Linked DNA regions of Homo sapiens: region 1 is linked to region 2. A link is a loop called in an ENCODE intact Hi-C map of the cell type or tissue named here. Cell type or tissue: Caco-2. All regions are shown on one strand.

Evidence for each region. A loop is a pair of places that touch in the nucleus more often than their neighbours do. Peaks named below come from ENCODE experiments on the same cell type or tissue, not always from the same donor. Only the 100,000 strongest peaks of a DNase experiment are listed, where the experiment ranks them.
Region 1: a loop joins it to region 2, with 8 times the contacts of the local background. A loop is called at or near these places in 2 of 110 quality-filtered maps.

The regions. Positions count from the first base shown.
Region 1 is chr10:14,736,116-14,741,115 of GRCh38, reverse strand. The region is part of intron 1 of FAM107B (family with sequence similarity 107 member B); the gene reads left to right. Among named protein-coding and RNA genes, the nearest start is that of FAM107B, 36 kb to the left of the region's middle. RefSeq lists an enhancer at 2,783-3,304. In Caco-2, no CTCF peak of the experiment used is centred here; a DNase peak (open chromatin) is centred at 2,905.
Region 2 is chr10:14,576,045-14,581,044 of GRCh38, reverse strand. All of the region lies in intron 2 of FAM107B (family with sequence similarity 107 member B), which reads left to right. Among named protein-coding and RNA genes, the nearest start is that of MIR1265, 140 kb to the right of the region's middle. In Caco-2, no CTCF peak of the experiment used is centred here; DNase peaks (open chromatin) are centred at 2,414 and 2,828; H3K4me3 peaks cover 1,565 bases.

The DNA of each region.
Region 1 (5,000 bases), 160 kb before region 2:
TCCTCTGACTCCCAAAGCCATGGGGAGCCCCATCCCAGTGCTGTCTGCTTGTTGGAAAATCCTAATGTCACCTGTTGACTGTTCTCAGGGCCCAATCAGGTCCTGTTGTAGTTTTCACACATCGTTTCCTGGCCGCCAAACTGGATTTACTTTTAACACTTAACAGAACATTTTTGATCACAAGTGACAGAAAATGAACCCACACTTGCTTAAGCTAAAAAGAGGATGTATTGACTTGCAGCTGAATAGTCCAGGGGCTAGACTATTTTTAGGCACAGCTGCATAACAAATGATATCATCAGGACTCTGTCTAGCTCATTTTAAAAATAGACTTTGTTTTTTAGAGCAGTTTTGGGTTTATAGGAAAATTGAAGGAAGGTACAGAGTGCCTCCATAATCCCCTCTTACTGTCCCCTCCCTGTGCACACAGTTTTCCCTATTTTTAACATCTTGCATTGATGTGGTACATTGATTACAATTGAGGAAACAATATTAGTTCATTATTATTAACTAAAGCCCATATACGCATTAGGGTTAGCTCTTTGTGTTGTATAGTTATATGGGTTTTAAAAAATTCAGAAAGTCACTTTTCCACCATGACAGTATCATATAGGATAGTTTCACTGCCCTAAAATCTCTGTTCTCCACCTATGTCTCCTTCCCCCGTACCCCAATGGCCACCACTGATCATTTTATTGTCTGTATAGTTTTGCGTTTTCCAACATGTCATAAAGTTGGAATCATACAGTATGTATCCTTTTCAGACTGGCTTTTCACTTAGCAATATGCATTTAGTGTTCCTCCATGTCTTTTTGTGCCTTGATAGCTCATTTCTATTTATACCTGAATAATGGGCCATTGTCTGGATGTTCCACATGTGTGTTTATTCATTCACCTATTGAAGGACATCTTGGTTGGTTCCAAGTTTTGGCGAATATGAATATCGCTTCTATAAACATTCACGTGTAGGTTTTTGTGTGAATTCATTTGGGTAAATGTCAAGGACCATGATTTCTGGATCATATGGTAAGCCTATGTTTAGCTTTGTAAGAAATTGCCACACTGTCTTTCAAAGTAGCTGTATCATTTTGCATTCCCACAGGCAGTGAATGAGCATTCCTGTTGCTCTATATCTTCTCCGCAATTTGATGTTGTCAGTGCATAAATTTCAGCCATTCAAGCAAACAATCCAGGGGATAGACCAACTAGAGATAGTTGGATGTCAAACAGTGCCATCAGGACTCTGTCTTGCTCCTTCTGTGTCTCGGCTTTTCTTTCCCCTGGGCCAGCTCCAGTCTCCTGCAGGGATTCACTTCACGGTGTCTCTCATTGGCTTTAGGAATACATGCCCACAACTCCAAGTTCAGCATAAAGAGAATACCTCTTTCTAGCACAAGTTGTAGAACTTGAATTATGTATCTATCCCTAAAACAATTCTTGTGGTCTGGGAAATGAAATATTTTCCCTTTATTCGCTCATTCATTCATTCATTCATTCATCATGAACACTTACTATATGCCAGGCACTGATGATAATTGGTCAGGCCCAAGTCACACATTCCAGGAGTAAAATTGGTCCTCTACCCAAATCCCATGGATGGAGAGCTGAGGCAGTAAGTTTCCCCAACGTGCTGTTATCAGAAGAAAGCTGGATGGATCATGGATGCCTGGCAGGTAAAAATACCTTGTCCTCCACCTACAACTGTGGAGTCTGTCCCCAGCGCCTGCCCTACTCATTGAGTGGGTATAGTTCTATGTATCAGTCCAATTTCCCATTTCTGGATCATTCCAATTTCTCCAAATCCAGCAGTTGGCTGGGGCCTTCCTGGTCAGATCCCAAGGTGGGACACCGTGGCAGATTAGCACTCCCGTCATGGAGCGATGGAGGCTGCTTCTCCTCCTTTTGAATCTGGGCCACCCTGTGATCACTTTACGTAATGGGATGTGTATGATGAACGTTGTTCTACTTCTGGACCTACCCTTTAGAGGACCGGCAGCTTTTACCTTCACCTTTTAGAAGCCACTTGCCATGTTAGAAGTATGAATATCCTGAGACCACCAAGCTGGGAAAAGTGTAAACCATAAGGCTCCAGGTATGTGGAGGAGGAAGCCATGGTGAAAGGGTCCCCTTCAACCCAAGTCACCCCAGCTGATGCACATGCATGAGAGTCAGACAGCCCAGCTGAGTCCTTTCCAAATTCCTGACCCACAAAGTTGTGAGCAAAATAAATTCATTGCCTTAAACTGCTGGTTTGGGGGTTGCTTGTTACACAGCAACAATGTCCAGAACAGACGGCAACTAGTGTTACAATATAATCAATGGAAACTTAGCACACTAACCCAATGGGCCCGATCCATGTGTTGGGGTAATGTCCGAATTCCTTACCTTCCTGAGGCCAGGGCCCAATCCATGTGTCAGGGGTAATGTCTGGATTCCTTACCTTCCCGAGGCCTACAGGTAGTCCCGCAGGTGCTGTTGACCTCATTTTGCATTCACTCCTCTAACCTCCTTTTTTAGGTGGCGTGTGACACGCTTCAGGATACCCAGAAATAGGTTACTGCTGGGAATCCTAAGGGAATCTTTTGGAGTTGAAAGGGTCCTGAGAGACCATCTCATTTTAGAGCTAAGATTTAAAGAGCCCTAAGGAGGTTCAGGGCCTAGACTGTGGTCAGGAGGAAGCCTGGCCTGCAACTCAAGACAACTATCAGTTACACCACTTTCTAGTCAATAACTGATTCTCTAGATAAGTGGGTGAGCTCAGTGGTGACCTAGATAGTGCCTCGTTTTCTCTGAACTACGCCTTATCTTTTCCCTAACTCCCACTCGTAACAGATTTGCTATTCTGAGAGCTTCATCTTATCTCATTTAAGACTAAGATAACCTGCACCCTGGTGTCACATGCGGATTTGGATTCCAATCCAGTCATTTATTACCTTTGGGATGTTGGGCAAGTCACTTAGCTTTTTGGAATTTAAGCTTCCTTTGCTGCAGAATGGGGAAATCTTCCTCCCTGGCTGCTGTACATTTGTACGTGTAAATATAGTAAATTCCAATGAGACCGTGTGTGTAAATTGGTCCTCACAGTGCTGGCACATGGGAAACACTCTAGAGTGGTGGCATTAGCGGCTGCTGTGTCGGGGGAATGAAACGCCTAGAGACCGAGTTTTTATCCATGAATACATGTTGTTCCAAGATTTTCAGCACATTGTATAACATCGTCACCAGTCAGGGGGATGAACTGCATTTGCAGATGGAAAAAAAAATAAATGAACTGAGGCACAGTGCTTGTGGCTGGTACAAGTTTAGCCAACGAAGGAGAGAGAGAGAGAGAGAGAGAGAGAGAGAGAGAAAGCGTGCACGCACAGCACTGCATGGGCCAGGGAAGCCTGGGAAACGTTTTCAGGGAAACCTCTCGATTGGGGAAGGTAAGTTTTTCTTAGGTCATTTCCCTGTGAAAATAAAATGCTTGCTTTTTTGTTTGTTTGTTTGTTTGTTTGTTTTGGAGGCCGAGTCTCTCTCTGTCACCCAGGCTGGAGTGTGGTGGCATGATCCCAGCTCACTGCAACCTCCTTCTCCCAGGTTCAAGCAATTCTTCTGCCTCAGCCTCCCAAGTAGCCAGGGTTACAGGTGCCTGTCACCACGCCCGGCTCATTTTTTGTATTTTTAGTAGAGACGGGGTCTCACTGTGTTGCCCAGGCTGGTCCCCAACTCCTGAGCTCAGGCAATCCGCCCACCTCGACGTTCTGAAGTGCTCCCATGAGTCACTGCACCTGGCCTAAAATGTTTTTTCTATGGAGAGGAAATGCTTTTTTCCCTTCTTCTCCCCTCTCCACTCCTCTCTTTCTCTCTCACCTCCTTTTTCTCCCCATATCATCCCAACTCCCCCTCTGTAATATATGAATAAAAGAGAAGCCCTACAAGCCTAACAAAAGAGCCCACTGTAAGGCAGAGATGAATGGAATCTCTCTGCTTTTTCTCAGAGCGCTGACAAGATCTCTGGCTTGGTGGTGCTCCGAGAAATCCTCTTAGCTCCCTTGTTTTTGCTTCCTTCATTTCTCCTTCCCTTTTCCTTGTCTGTCTCTGGGCTCTCAAGCCTTCATACTCCCCGCCTTCCTCAGGCAGTGAGGTCTGCTGTGTGGCCTTTCCCCAGACTGCCAACAAGGCCGCCTGGTGTCGGCTTCCTATCTGAGTGCTGGGGGACAACATTATCAAGGCTTCAGTGGGTCTCTCTGCAGCTCTAAACCACAACATTCAACTGCTGTTCTGTTTGCATGATTTCACATTGCAGTCATTGAGAATCTATTTTTAGATGACCCTTTCAAAATTCTACTGTCGAATGTGCTGAAATAATACTGCTTGCTTGTGATTGGACATAAATCCCAGGAATATTTACCCCTGGCCAGAGTTAAAGTCACTTTTTGGAAATGATCAGTTAATGATTTATGATGTTTATACTTAGTGAAGGTTTTTCATGGATCTTGGACTCAGAAAATAGCATTGATTTATAGGACCAATGAAGGAGATTGAGTGATAATGTGTTTTTCTTGTTTTTATTTTTTGGTAATGGACTTACTGTTCTTACATAAAGTAGTATTCACTTTAGTGCAATAGGCTGAAGAGTACACTAAGGATAGAGTCTTAATTATGAGTCTATAAGAAAGCCATCCCAAACAGTTTGGCTTGTCCCTTAGATTGAGGCGAACTACTCAAATCACCAGAGGTCTGCTATAAATAGGCTGACAAGTTGATGTTAACATATTGTGTCTTTTAACTTTCATAAGCAACCCAGTAGAATATGAATTTTGGATTCTACCTGTGTTTTTCTTCAGCTCTGCCTGTCTCCTGACTTGTGACTTTGACCTAATGACTTCCTGTCTATGGACTTGTGTCTTGAAAACTAGAGAACAAACTGGAGATCTCTCAGTTCCCTTTCAGCTTGTCCAGTTTAAGGCTGGCTACCATAATATATTCTGGAGGTACATGCTGTTTTAGAGACTTTG
Region 2 (5,000 bases):
TGCTGTTTCCAGCAGCAGAGACTTGCTTTAGTTCTTGCTCTGATTTGCTGTAACTTCAGGTGCATTCAGCCAGGTGAGATTGCTTATTGAACTTACCAAAGCAACAGAGTAAGAGTTCTGGAGGTTTTAATCACTGTGCTCTCAATAAGCCAACAGAAGGAAATGATCTCTGGGAAGAACGTTCTGCAGAATACATTACGTTCCATCTTGGTATGAAGTTAGGATCCTGGGAGGCCAAGTGTGAGGATCCTGCTAGCATTTTCTTTCAGTGAATTAAAATGATTTAAAGAGCAGTGAATTAAAGGCTAGGCATAATCCTATGTCTTTGGCCTTTAACAGTTTTTTTTTTTTAATAAAACACAGCTATGTGTTCAGTATGCTTTTATTTGGCATGAATGAATAAAGGCTTTTGTCCATGCTGTAGTGCGCTGTTCCTTGTGTAACATTCCATGTGGAAAACTTCTTTTAGACAATCATACCATGATATTTTTTCTTTTCCTTGAGAAGATGGATACTTATTTTTTTTTCTAAGAATGTATAGTATGTACCTTTTTATTTTTGGTCCTGGCCCCCAGGAAACTCAAAACCACACTTAATACAGAGATCTGGAAATTATATTAGCCCTTGTGTGTACCACTTGCTGTTTCTTTTGTAGGGTGGCCTTGACTTACTTACTTTTTTTTTTGGCACGGAGTCTTGCTCTGTCGTGCAGGCTGGAGTGCAGTGGCATGATCTCGGCTCACTGCAAGCTCCACCTCCTGGGTTCACGCCATTCTCCTGTCTCAGCCTCCCAAGTAGCTGGGGCTACAGGCACCCACCACCATGCCCAGCTAATTTTTTTGGATTTTTAGTAGAGACAGGGTTTCACCATATTAGCCAGGATGGTCTTGATCTCCTGACCTCATGATCCACCCACCTGGGCCTCCCAAAGTGCTGGGATTACAGGCTTGAGCCACCGCACCCAGCCTGGCTTTCTAATGTTATTTTATTTACCTAGTTGAATGTATGACTTTTTTTTTTTTTTTGAAATGAAGTCTTGCTGTAACACATGCTGGAGTGTAATGGCATGATCTCAGCTCACTGCAACTTCTGCTTCCTGGGTTCAAGCAATTCTTCTGCCTCAGCCTCCCAAGTATCTGGGACTGCAGGTGCCTGCCATCATGCTTGGCTAATTTTTGTATTTTTAGTAGAGATGGGGTTTCACCGTATTGGCCAGGCTGGTCTCGAACTCCTGACCTCAAGTGATCTGTCCTCAGCCTCCCAAATGCTGGGATTACAGGCATGAGACATGTATGACTTTTAACACACTCCAAATCTTTTTTGGAAGGAACTAGTGAATGACAGAACAGTTTTATCCTCCTCTTATCTCCTAATATGGGGTATTGAGTAACAAACTTGGTTTTGAAATTCTGTTGCCCTTGTGTGCTTTTACTTGGGTAATGCAACTAACAGAAATTTCTGGATTTGCTTAAGTAGAATTTCCATTTCTTTGCTTGATAAAGCCCAGGGTTGCAATTTTAGGGCAGTTACCAGCCAGGTAGAGAGGTAGGAACGGTTTTGAGATGACCCTCTCACTGGTTTCCTCTGTTTATTCTAATTGTGAGATTTTGGTTACTTTGCAATAGAGGGTTTAGATATGCACTGCTTTACAGCAACCGGGTAACTGGCTTCTGAAGATTGAATATACGGTTTCTTCAGCATTGCTGTTTCCAAAAGAGTTTAGTTTGTTTTCATTCATTGACTTAGTGCCTTCCTCTGTTCAAGGAATTCTACTAATTGGTATGGGTGTTTCCAAATGATGCTTAGCTGGCCGACCCTTCTTTGGAGAAGCTTACATTTAAAAAAATTAATTTTCACAATTGGTATGTCAAATTGGTAATTATTTCAGAAGCAAATTAAGATAACATCTTAGAAAATCAATTTATGGACTTGAGCCGAGTGCTTCATACAACGAATGGGTTTTTTCTAGGTGTTTGTCACCGGGAATTTTCCTGAGAGGCTTGTATATATTAATAGAAAAGGAGTGTAGCTTTTTTTTCTCTTCGTTATAATTTAGGTAAAGTCTTACAATGTGTGAACAAGGCTGTCATTTTTAGCTTGCGTTTGAACGAAAACATGCTATACTTTTTGGAGACCCTGATTGAGTAATCAGTACTTGGGGTAGTGATAAACCACAGGTGAGCTAACTTGCGGCATTCTTTAGATTAAAATTTGATCGTCATTGTTTGTTCCCAACAATGATTTGCCAGGAATGGTATGCATACTTCTCTTCTGCCCCATTCTTCCTTGTTCTAATCTCTTCTTAAATAGTTCTGTTTTTCTTTTGCTGAACAGGAATTCCCAAGTAAATAATTCTTTCTTGTGACCGAGGGTGCAGTTGGTGAGGTCTTCTTGCCTTCTGAATGGCCAGTAGCTGCTTCCGGACTCCGGAAAATATGTCGCAAATGAAGACTGCTATCACTCACTCTATAAACAGGACCAGAAAGTGAGCAATTTGGCAAGGTCCCCTCTCTCGGCAAGTCTGATGGATCTCTTTTTTTTCCCCAGTGAAGGCTTGTCATATTTATAAGCCAGTAGTGTTATTTCAGAATCTCCGAAGGAAATGTGCCTCCGTGATAGGGAAGCAACTTGTTTATTCTAGACTTTTCTTCACTATATTTCTAACGTTGAGGAAATTACTCAAAGAGGTTTGGCAGAGTGAAGACAGATGAGTGAGACTGGATTGAGTTTATGGAATGTATTAATTCAACTGATGTTTGTTCAACTCCAAATGAAGGATCCAGCATCCAGGGCACAGATAAGTGCAGGATATTCGCCCTCAGGGAACTTCCTGTCATTAGGGAGGCTGGCACCTGCTTGCAGTTAACAGAAATGTTAGCGTAGTTGCTCATTCTGCTTGGAAGCGGAGTTCGTTACCATTTCATTTAATGAACTTTTCCAAATGGAAAGAAAGCTTTGTACCCGCACGCCCTGGCTCTGGATGTGGAGGTTGAGAGCCCTGTGAAGCTCTTATTTAAACATGAAAATGGGTGTCAGCTTTAGGACTAAGTTCCACTGGGAAGAACTGGGGGAAGGGAGCCATTTTTAGGTGGCATTAGCCATACCACCTTTAATAAAAAACTTCGTGTAACTCAATGTATTTCCTGGCTGGCTGCAGTTACAGAAATATTAACTGTCCTAAAATGTTTATCTTAAAGAGAAACGACTTCAGTATTAGAGAATGCACAGAAAACTAGATTATAAGTAAATACTTTTGTTCACATTGGGGGTTAAAAACATTGGGCCTGCTTCATCATGGTTATTAATGTGGACCTGTGTTGTTACGTTATAAGCAGAGGTTTACAGATCTGAGTTTCAAGGCTTGGCACTTGGAAATGAGCTGAGATTAGCGTTAGAGAACAAGGCCTCTCCTGCCATCTTGGGAGCTGAAATCCCAGGATCTCAACCTGAAAATCAGGGGCTAACACTCTGATATTGATCTGTATACCTTCGGAAATACAGTTTTTAAAAAGAAACAATTTTTAAGACTAGAACATTTTTTTTTATTTCTTCGTACTATGCAAGTTTATATACGTAGCTGTAAAAGGCAAACGTAAGCTCGCTTTTTTAAAGATTCACGTGAAGCTGTTTTCTTTCCGTGAACGGAAGAGTTTGACAGAGAAACACCTTGGTAAGCACACATCGAGAATACGTTATTAGAACATGATTCTTTCTCCATTGGGCCCCATGAGGCCAAGCAGAAAAATCCAGCAATAGAATGCAAATATGAGCATGCTTTCTTTAAGATGTATCATAAACTGTTTTCTGTCAGAGAATGGAAGGATTTGACAGAGAAACACCTTTGTAAGTACACATCGAGAATACGCAATTAGAATATTGTCTCAGTTGGGCCCTGTGAGGCAAGGAGGCATATCCAGCCATAAAAGGCATGCATGTTTTCTGTAAGATTTCATCATAAGCAGTGTTCTGTCAGTGAATGGAAGCATTTGAATAGAGAAACTTCTTTGTAAGCATACATTGACAATATGAAGAAACAATTATTGATCAAAAAAGCCATGCATTATTATGTATTTTTTCCATTCTGCTTGTAATCAGTGTTGCTGTTTTTTCGTCGTGTTTAATAGAGGCAACACATTACTGATCCCAAATACTCTGGGAAGATTTAATCTAAAATACCCCTTCTCTATTCAGGGATCTAATCATTTCTGTTCTTAACTAGGTTTTCATTGGTATTCTCAACTTTTCTAATAAAACGGTTTTTGGGACTTGCAATCTTCTTTCATTTTGTAGTAAGTAGCCTTATTCCTGTTTTATAGATAGAAAAAAATAAAGTACAAAGATGTGTTTGCACTGTTAGAATTCTAATGCCACAGAATACTACTGTAAATGTTTGGTTCCAATTGTGCCAGTTTTACTAATATCACATAGTACAGAAAGCCATAATTTTGTGAGAGTTTTCCCACTGTTCACTGCTTTCTAACTCAGTGGCTTTTTGTTGTTGTTGTTGTTGTTGTTTTTGAGATGTAGTCTTGCACTGTTGCCTAGGCTGGAGTGCAATTGCGTGATCTTCCCTCACTGCAGCCTCCGCCTCCCGGGTTCAAATGATTCGCCTACCTCAGACTTCTGAATAGCTGGGATGACAGGTGCCCACCACCACGCCCAGCTAATTTTTGAATTTTCAGTAGAGACGGGGTTTCACCATGTTTGCCAGGCTGGTCTCGAACTCCTGACCTCGTGATCCACCCGCCTCGGCCTCCCAAAGTGCTGGGATTGCAGGCGTGAGCCACTGCACGTGGCCAACTCAGTGGCTTTTTAAAAAATCGTGGTGAAATATACACAACGAGGTAAACCATTTTAACCACACTGCCGTGCAACCATCTCCACCATCCATCTCCAGAACTTTTTCATCATCCCAAACCAAAACTCGGTAACCATAATACAATTCCTCCCCATTCCCTTCTCCCAGCCCCTGGGAAGCAGCATTCTACTTTCTGTGAGTT